Regions from separate parts of the Homo sapiens genome. Here regions 2 and 3 are each linked to region 1. Evidence: chromatin contacts called from ENCODE Hi-C or POLR2A ChIA-PET data. All regions are on one chromosome and are shown on one strand. Each heading gives the region's core, a stretch centred on a gene start or an enhancer-like site at or near the end of the contact. The rest is flanking DNA. Distances are from core to core; before and after follow the strand shown.

Region 1 (3,039 bases), core at 403-2,902:
TCCTCTTGATAATTAGGAAACACAGATAAATTATTTTTAGATGATTCAAGATGCCACTATCCTTCAAGTTGATTATTGTAAAATACGTGTTTTCAATGTAAAATAACACAGTTATGGAGTTTGGGATATAGCCATGGTAACGACAGAACATACCCTGGTGTTTTAAGATTAGGGAAAGTCGGATAACATCAAAACAATTCTAAGAAAAAATTTTAAGTATTTTTCAGGCTCTATTAATTAAGAAGTACTTCAGTGCTTTTTTTTCTTTTTTTTTTCCAACACTACAAAGGCTAAAGATGTTATTATCAAATGTATTACTACATCATTGGCACAGTTTCTATTGGTATCTACTTGCTTTTTAATACGGAAGATGTTTATGATTTACACTCCTCCTACTTTAGAAATTCTCTCCATTCACTTCTTTTGTGCCCCTCCAGATATAATCTGAACTTCCAGGAATAGATCATTCTTGGTGTTACAAATGTTGGCTTCCCCCCTCCCTGGAATTCTATTAGAATGTTTCTGTCACTTTAGAAGCTTTCTTATTCTGGTGTAACATGCCAAGAAACCCAGGTATAAAATAGTGATTGTTGAATCTTACTTTGACACGTGTGCCCGTCCTTATAAATCTAGACCCTGTACATTACATGCATACAACTATCCCTATGGATCTACTAGTAAATAATCTCACAGACTCCACCTGAGGCTTCTGGAAAAAAAAACAATTACCTTAAATTTTATTAAGAGCTCTTCGTAACCTACTGAGCAAGATCAGTGAATCCTAAAAAGATTCAGTCCCCGGTTCCCAAAGCGCTTCCCCGCCCCGTGTTTCTGAACAGCTGGAGAGGACAAACCTCCGCTAAGAAGCGGAGGCCGCCAGTGCTCATCACACGCAGGAATTAGGATATCTGGCTTGAGAACACCTATGCTGTACCACATTCTTCTCTCCCCCTACCCCGCCTGAAATAAAACATAGTGAAGCGTAAATCTTGAGTCCCTTGGTACCTTCTCAGAAACGGCGGCGAGGAGGCTTCAGAGGGGCTTCCTGGGCGGGGATCCAGACGGTCGCGCGGGTATTCAGCACTCTGGGCGGGACAGTCCCTGTCCCGAAGGGAGGGCCCAGGAGGGGTGGAGCCGTCCCCGCCCGAACACGGGGGCATCCGCGCTCCCCGTAGGGTACCCCGCGTGCTGGCTCCGAAGCGGTGGCCGTCGGGGTGGCGCTCTTCCTCCGCTCTTTGGGGTCCCGGCGCCCCTCAGGGCAGGGCGGGAGACCGCTGAGGAGGCACCCTCAAGTTCACCTCAGGCTCATGACACCAGCCCCGCCGCGGTTCCCCCTGACCGGCTTTCCGCTGGCCCTGGCGGCTGCGGAACGGTCAACTAGACCCCACTAGCTGAAGCCGGCATCACCTGGGAAGCAGCCATGCCGCCCGGAGGCCACACCCGGGGGAGGAGCCTGCGGACGCCCAGTCGGGTGGAGCACGCCAGGTGAGCACGCCTGCGCAGTCGGGCCGTAAACAAGCCCACCCCTTCCCTTTGGCCCGCCCTCGCAGGGCTGGCCCGCGGGTGGGAGGGGCGAGAAGGAAGAGGCAGGGGGTGGGGGAAGAGGGAGCACCAGGAACAGCGCCTGCGCGGTGGGCGTGATCCGGGCACTTAGGGCAGGATGAACGCTGCTTTCCAAGATGGCGACGGAGGGAGGAGGGAAGGAGATGAACGAGATTAAGACCCAATTCACCACCCGGGAAGGTCTGTACAAGCTGCTGCCGCACTCGGAGTACAGCCGGCCCAACCGGGTGCCCTTCAACTCGCAGGGATCCAACCCTGTCCGCGTCTCCTTCGTAAACCTCAACGACCAGTCTGGCAACGGCGACCGCCTCTGCTTCAATGTGGGCCGGGAGCTGTACTTCTATATCTACAAGGGGGTCCGCAAGGTACCGACCCGGGCGTCACCGGAGCCAGCCAGCGGCGTAGGCAGAGGCCGGGAGCAGGGCGGTGACAGTGGGGCCAGGGTGACCGAGAGGGGTGGCCGTCGCTCTTACTTTTGAGTGGGCCGGTAACTCCACTGGGGTACTCCTGAGGAGAGGGGATTCAGGAGTAAGGAGGGTGGTGGCGGTGGCGTTTCGAAGGGGTGGGGGCAGTGGAAAGGGACCGTGGGGCGCGGGGGTTCTGGCTGGGAGGCTCCCGGGGGAGCCGGCTGCGTCCCCTCCAGCCTGGTCCATCAGGCTCTGACATGGCCAGGGAGCGGGCCTGCGAGTCCCCGGAAGAGGTGAGGTGGCCGTCTTGTCTGCTTCGATTGCCTCGCCTCCCTGGAGGGTTGGAAGTCTCGCCCTGGGTTAGAGAACAGGGACGCAAGACGGCTTAACAAGATCTCTGTAAGGCGGAACCGGGGCCGGGAAGCGGAGCATTGAGACTAGGTCAGAAAGAACCTGCTCGGCACGCAGGGCTACTCCACCTGCTGCCGCACTGACACTTCCTAGGAGCCTCTCCTGGTGTTAACATTTCTATTTCCAAAAACATCCGCGGGAGGACGGCTGTCACTGTCTCCGCCGTGGGGACCTTCTGAAAGATTGTTAAGGAGAGTCATCTTGTCCCTTGTAGTATGCGAAGGGCTGAGTACTACAGTTGAAATGATGTTTCCAGTGAACTAAGCTGGTTCAGAGGGGTTGTGTGAGAGTGCCCAGATTAATCTTGTCCAACAAGTCAGACTGTGTCCCAAACAGGGAGTGATATGCTTTAAAAGCTGCTTTAAAGGGACCATCCTTCTTGGCGGGCGAGTTACCGGTAATTCTGTGAAACATGTAAGCATCCTTTAAAAGTATCTCTTTAAAAGCAGCCATTTATTAGAGTTTTTCTTTCATTGGCTATGTAACTATGTTTTCACTGAGAATTGCTTATTTTTGAGATTGTAGTCTTTGACTTGATGTCATGGAAGAGTGAGGAAATTAATGCATCCCACAGCACCTCCAAATAGGACAAGGTGATAAAAGATTAAGTCGTAAATGCATGTTAGCATGAAAATAAATTGTTCATATTGAAGAGTGA
Region 2 (3,039 bases), core at 540-3,039, 2.5 Mb before region 1:
CCCTTCAGAAGGTTTATCTCCACCTCAAACCCACGAGGCAGAGGTCATCATCTCCATTTCACAGACAAAGAAACTGAGGCACACAGAGGAGAAAAGCTAGAATCCGTTCCAAATACATCTCCCTCGGGAAAGTCTTAGAGTCTCGGCTGAGAAAGGTCCCAGGACTAGAAGGGCGGAATTTATGGCAAACAAGAAAGGCTCTGAGCCCCAGGCCTCTCCCCAACTGCCTCTGGGTCTCAAGCGGCTGCCTGTGCACCTTCCCAATCCCCACACCCCACTGCAGAACTCCAGCCACCGCACACACGTGGACGCTGCTTGGTTTGGAGGACACCTGTTGCTGCAAGAGGGGAAATTCACTTGCGCTCAAGGGGCCTTGTATCCTTTGCTGTTTAGAACTTCCCGCTACTAGGCAAGGATTTCCAAGGCTGGGATGAGGCGCCCACCGCCAGCCCAGCAGTGACAGACCCTAATTTTGGCAACTACACCCGCTAGAAACTTTTCTGGGACCGGACCGGCAGCAGGTTCTGAGCTGGACAAAAAGACGCTCCACCACTGAACCGGCCCACCACCGCCCAAAGCCCCACTTTGGGTGAGTGCGGGATCCCCTGGCCCAGGATCCATGACAGCTGGAGGAGTCTGGAGTGGCGGCCGCATGAGTGGGACAGCCAGGGACCACCTCCTCTCGCCGCAGCCTGGGAAAAGGGCTGCAGCCAGGGAGACCCGCGCTGCCCGGCCCGTGTAGTCCTTACCGTGCAGGCCGTTGGGGATGCTGCGGTGGTGCGGCGGCGCCGACAAGTCGTCCAGGGACCGACGTGTGGCTCCTGCCTTGCCGTCGGGGGCCTTGTGCGGCCCGGGGGGCAGCAGCGGGGGTGGGACGTGGTGGTGGTGGTCGGGGCTGCCGCCGCTGCCCGCGCTGGACGTACTGCTGCCGTCGCCCACGTCGCGGGCCCCCGCGCCGGGCGCGCCACCCGACAGCGGCCCGCTCAGGCTGGCCTGGCTGTCGATGGAGCTGCGGGAGCCGGCGCCGCCCCCGCCGCCGCCGCCACCGCTTGCGGCCCCCGTCGCCGCCAGTGCCGCGCGCTCCTCGTCCAGCAGCAGCACCAGCTCCTTGAGCTCCAGGTTCTCGCGCAGCAGGGCCTCCTGGCGCGCCTCGAGCTCGCGCAGCTTCTGCTGCGAGCGGGCCACCTCGTGCCACACGGCGCCGGCCGCGTGGCGCCCGAAGCGCTGCCACTCGCGCGCCAGCTTGCGCCCCTTCTGCCGGTCGTCGTCGAGGAAGCAGCAGAGCTCGCGCAGCTCCTGGTTGTCGTCCTGCAGCCGCTGGTTCACGTCCTTGAGGCCGCGGATCTCCAGCAGGTGCTGCTGCAGCCGCCGGTTCACGTCGCGCATCAGGCCGCCGTGCTCCAGCATGAGGCCCACCTTCTCGCCCTCGGCGCGCCGCAGCCGCCGCGCCAGCTCCTCCTTGCTCCAGCGCAGCAGCTCCTCGTCCGGCACCTGGCTCAGCTCCTCCGACGCCGCCGCCGCCGTCGCCGCGGGCTTAGCCATGGCGGGGCCGTCACCGCGGCATCGCCCTCGCCCTCGCCCGGCCGGCGCTTCCCCGCGCCGGGGCTCCGCTGGGCCGGTCCGCGCGCGGGCGGGGGGCGGCCGGGGGCGCGTGCGGCCCGCCCCGCGCCGCCTGGCGCGTCCTCTCGCCGCGCCCGCCGGGGCCGCCCGGGAGCCCGCGCGCCTCGGGGTTGACGAGCGGAGGCGGCTGCTGCGTCGGCGGCCGCGGTGCCGGGCGCTCTCAGGGTTCTGGAGAAGCAGGCGGAGGCCCGCCCCCGGCCCAGCTCCCGGAGCCCCCGCCGCCCCGCCCACCCCGGGCGGAGAGTGGGCGGGTCTCCGAGGCCCGGCCCCGCCCCCGAGGGCGACTGGGGAGCAGAGGCGCGGCCCCCGCCGTCCCCCTGCGCGGTGCGCCCGCCCGTCCAGTGCCCTCTCAGAGGCGCGTTCCGGCCGCGGTCCCGCCCTCCCGGCCGGGCGATTGGGCCGCTCCGGGGGTGTGCGGGAGGGGCGGGGCGCGCGCGGGGGAAGCTGCGGCGGTGGTACGGTCCATCCGCGGGGTTTCCGACCCCCGCCCGCGGCCGGCTCCCGGCGGTTCAAGTTTCTGCGCCCGGAGGACGCGGCCTTAGCCAATCCCAGGGCTACAGGGCGCTTTTAAAATGCAGGTACGGCTGCGGGGAGGGGGACGGTGGGAAAGGTAGGGCCGGGCTTCCCTTAAAGGCGACGCGCGAAAATAGCAGTCGAGCCCCCTCCCCGGCCCGCGTCCCCGGTCCTCTTCCCTCTCCCCAGATAAACAAATACCCACGATCCGGGCGACGGCGCCCCTTCTCCCTCCCGGGGGCACCAGAGTTCAGGGCAGTCGGAGACACAGCGAACAATAGGACTGTGACATGGGGGTCGCTCTTCCCCGCAGCAGGGCGGCTCTTTGTCCCCTTCCCTGCCCCCAGGCTCCTCCGCCCCCGTCCCCACCCGGGTCCCCTGCCGGAGCACGCGGCGGGGCTGCGTCTCCACTCCTAGCCCAGGGCTGAGCTAAACGCTGGCGTCCGCGCCCCTGCAGGGCCAGGGCCTTGCCAGCCGCGTCCCGCAGCGCGGTCAGTACTCTCTGCCCCGATGGGGCGAGAGCTCCGGGAACCTGCCCCCTGCCCGGAGCGGCGCTCGGAGCCCCGCTCCACCTCCGCTCACTCGACCGCTAAATCCCTGGGATTCGGGAGATAATCTGCAATTCGCGGGGTGGAAACCACTGGGAAGGGTGGGAAGGTCTCCCACTGGGGCCTGAACGCCGGGGTCCGGGGGCGCCGAGCCGGCCACAGAACTCCCCACCGGCGGCCTCGCGGGACCCCCGGGCTTCCCACTGCCTGTAAGTCTGTCTCGTTATCCTCCGGTCCCCAAAGCGCATTTACGGCGCGTCTACCGCCAGCAGGCGGGGCGGGGCGGGGCGGGGGGGGGTCCCTCCCCCGGAACCTGCAACGAGATCAAATCCGCGCACGCGACAGTGAGCGGCCCACG
Region 3 (3,039 bases), core at 334-2,833, 2.5 Mb before region 1:
CACCCCAACCCACCTTCCAGTGCGCAGGAATCCACACCCTCCTTCTTGCAGCCTCATCCTCCCTCCAAATTGCCCTCAAGCCCCGGAGCTTTCACAGCCCACAGGGGACCTGGTGGCTCCGTTCCACACCTCACCCCAGCAGGGCCAGCCTGAGTTACCCTGTGGGCCTGCGGCTGCCTGTCACCGCCGCCACACGGGGGCGCCATAGCAAGCCAACATCCCCGAGTCCAACTGGGCGGCCGGGCCAGGCGCCGGGGGGATGGATGCTCTGCTGCCCACCTGTCCAGGCTGCGGTGGCCCCGAGGGCAGAAGTCCCGCCTCCTCCGTGCTGGGCACGGCTCTTAAGACTTGGCCGTCTCCGTCGCCCCTCAGCCCACACCCCTAACAGCCATGTCCCATGTCCCTAACTATACCTGGGAAGGCGGTACCAAGGTCCCCTTCGTTTTCCAACCCCCAACCTCTCCAGGACTGGCTCAAGCGTGGGGCAGGGGCATTGCCTCTTCTCAGAAACCCAGCAGCATCTACACTCCCTGGGCCTCTACCTCCAGCCCGGGGGACCTTTACCTGGGCTAGGAGTGGGCACACCTGGCCTTCCCCTGCCACGACTTTCACGCTGGGTGGTCCCTCGGGATAGGAATTGGGAACTAAAACGCCCAGAATTGGCCTCATCTTCATACGGGATGGGCAAGGAGACGCGGGTTACGACAGAGGGGGAAGCCCTGGTCATTATTTCGAAAATACCTTCTCCTCCGCTACCCCCGCCTCCCCGGCACATTTCCCGCTTTCCCTGGAGGGCGGACCCAGATTTTCATCCCTCCAACTCCAACTCCTTCGGGCCTGAGCCAGCGCCTCAGATGGGGCTTCGCCTGGTCTAGGAGGGTCCGCAGGCCCCCGAGTCTCTGGGAGAACAGCCTCCGGCCACGCCGTGCGCTCTCGGTCGCAGACACAGGCGTCCCTGGGTCCCGCAGGATCCTGCCACCAGCCCGCGGGCCCCGCTGGCGGACCACGGGCGCTAGGCGTGGACTGTCCGGGCGGAGGAGGCGCCCCGGGGCAACTGGAGAACAACTTTGGGGGTCTGGGGTTCCAAGGAGAAGTTTGGGAACAGTCGGCGTTATGCGGACTTTTGCAGGCTGGGATGGGGTTTCCGGGCAGGTTTGGGGGAAAAAGGAAGGGGCCTAAGACCGCGCGCGGAAAGATGCCGTTATTTGGAGGCGCCGAAGCGGGCGGAGCCAGCCAGCAGGACTTCGCGCCGCCGCCGGGCCAGAGCGCTGAGGATCGGCGTTGCCAGGGACAACGCGTTCTGGGCGGAGCTGCTGCTGGGGCGGACCTGAGTCTGAAGAGGTGGGGGCGGAGCCTGGGGGGCTGAGCCAGAAGCGGAGTTGTGATTGGTGAAGACCACATGCTCGGGGTGGGGCCTGGGCTGGGGCGGTGTGGAGGTTGGGGCGGAGCTCTGGGGGGCGGGGCGGGGCGGGGGAGGGCCCGGAGCGCCGGAGCCGGAGGCGGAGACGTGGTTGGCGGGGACTGTGCGCCCTGGGAGGGGTCGGAGTCGGCGGGGGCGGAGCCGAGCGGGCGGGGAGGGTGCTGGGTCGCGCCTGGCCTGGGGCCGAGGCGGCGCGCGGCGCTGACAGCTGAGTCGGCTCGCGGCCTCCCGGCCCCCTCGGCGCCCGGCCCGACCCTGGCCTGGCCTGCCCTGCCCCGGAGCCATGAGCCCCGGGCTGCTGCTGCTCGGCAGCGCCGTCCTGCTCGCCTTCGGCCTCTGCTGCACCTTCGTGCACCGCGCTCGCAGCCGCTACGAGCACATCCCCGGGCCGCCGCGGCCCAGGTGAGCGGGGCTGGGGGCGGGGCCTGGCTGGGGTGCTGGGACTGGGGGCCTGGGGACAGCGTCTAAGCCGGCGTCCAGGCCGGGGGTCCGGCCTCGCCTAGTGCGCGCGGCCGCTGGGAGTCGGCGGCCCCGAGAGGGGCGCTAACTATTCTTAGTAACAAATTACTCACAGCCGCAGCAGCTGCTGGGCGCCCACCGCGCACAGCTGGGCCCCACAAACGTGATGGCAGCCACAGCCCTTTCAGGTAGGCGCTATTGTTAACCCATCGTTCAGACGAGGAGACTGAGGCGCTCAGAGGCGAAGTCACCTGCCCAAGGTCACACGGTTGGTAAGCCTAGATTTAAGCCCAGGTCAGCCTGCCTCCAAAGTGGGCGCTGTTAACTTTGGGACTTGGACAGGGTCAGCCTGGATTGGAGCACGCTGTACTTCAGTCATGTTTCCTTTTGCTTGTATTTCTGTTCTGGGACACCCCATTTGTCTTCTCCTTAGTACTTACAATTGCATTCTTGGTCCCCACCCCCACGCAACTTACACCCCCCTCAACTTGCCAACCCCCCCCCACCCCCAGCTTAGCTTTGTGAAGCTTAAATTAAATGTGTCATTTCCCTGCTCCAAGGGCTTCCCATCACTTGACAACTAAATGCAGTTCTAAATTAAGTCGGCTGCATGGCCCGCGAGGCCCCTGCCGAGCACTCAGAACCCACTCTGCAGCTTGCTCTTTCCTCTTGCTTTCTCACTACTGCCCCCAGCCTTTCTTCTCCCAGCCTCCCCCTCCCCCCGCCCCCCCCGCAGCTTCCCTCCCCCCGGGTCCTTTTCTCAAGCCTGGGCCTGGCGGGCTTCTTCCTCTGCTTGTCTCAAACAGGCCTTGCCCAGCACCTTGTGTAAAGACCACCCAGCCCCAGACTTCTCAGGGGCCATCACCTCTGAGGTTACCTTCTTTCCACCTGTTGACTGTCTGTTCACCTGTTGACTGTCTCCCCCTCTAGAATGTGAGCCCCGGGAGGACAGGGACACTCTGTGTTCGCTTGTGTATCCCCAGTGCCTGGCGTGTTGCAGATCTCAATAAATATTTGTTGAATGAATGAATAAACAATTGTATTAGACACACTTTTTAAAATCTCAGGACATGAATATTCTGGAAGGCACCCATCTCCAGCACAAGCCAGATGTACTGGCGTTAGAAGCCTGAATCTCTGCTTGATGGGTTCAGGAAAGA

Evidence for each region. A loop is a pair of places that touch in the nucleus more often than their neighbours do. ChIA-PET counts read pairs that join two places held with the same protein, here RNA polymerase II (POLR2A). Pooled maps may share reads with other maps.
Region 2: a loop to region 1 is called in a map of CD8-positive, alpha-beta T cell, with 8 times the contacts of the local background. The contact joins the promoter of CCDC85C here to the promoter of WDR20 in region 1. A Hi-C loop is called at or near these places in 1 of 168 maps with a recorded cell type or tissue (CD8-positive, alpha-beta T cell) and 4 of 50 pooled maps. POLR2A ChIA-PET finds 5 or more read pairs at or near these places in 1 of 52 experiments (GM12878).
Region 3: a loop to region 1 is called in a map of CD8-positive, alpha-beta T cell, with 16 times the contacts of the local background. The contact joins the promoter of CYP46A1 here to the promoter of WDR20 in region 1. A Hi-C loop is called at or near these places in 2 of 168 maps with a recorded cell type or tissue (CD8-positive, alpha-beta T cell and naive thymus-derived CD4-positive, alpha-beta T cell), 2 of 37 single-sample maps with no recorded cell type and 8 of 50 pooled maps.

Annotation. Positions count from the first base shown.
Region 1 is chr14:102,138,245-102,141,283 of GRCh38, forward strand. WDR20 (WD repeat domain 20) reads left to right here and starts at 1,653. Exons shown (of 3, transcript NM_144574.4): 1 at 1,653-1,928. The coding sequence starts at 1,680. It also overlaps a transcript of HSP90AA1 not described here. RefSeq lists a silencer at 893-1,088 and enhancers at 1,689-1,738, 1,749-1,908.
Region 2 is chr14:99,602,418-99,605,456 of GRCh38, forward strand. CCDC85C (coiled-coil domain containing 85C) reads right to left here and starts at 1,790. Exons shown (of 6, transcript NM_001144995.2): 1 at 750-1,790. The coding sequence starts at 1,542. It also overlaps a transcript of HHIPL1 not described here. RefSeq lists enhancers at 1-638, 1,345-1,464 and silencers at 1,725-2,254, 2,395-2,534, 2,595-2,664, 2,845-2,994.
Region 3 is chr14:99,682,715-99,685,753 of GRCh38, forward strand. CYP46A1 (cytochrome P450 family 46 subfamily A member 1) reads left to right here and starts at 1,584. Exons shown (of 15, transcript NM_006668.2): 1 at 1,584-1,822. The coding sequence starts at 1,704. RefSeq lists an enhancer at 79-148 and a silencer at 1,389-1,968.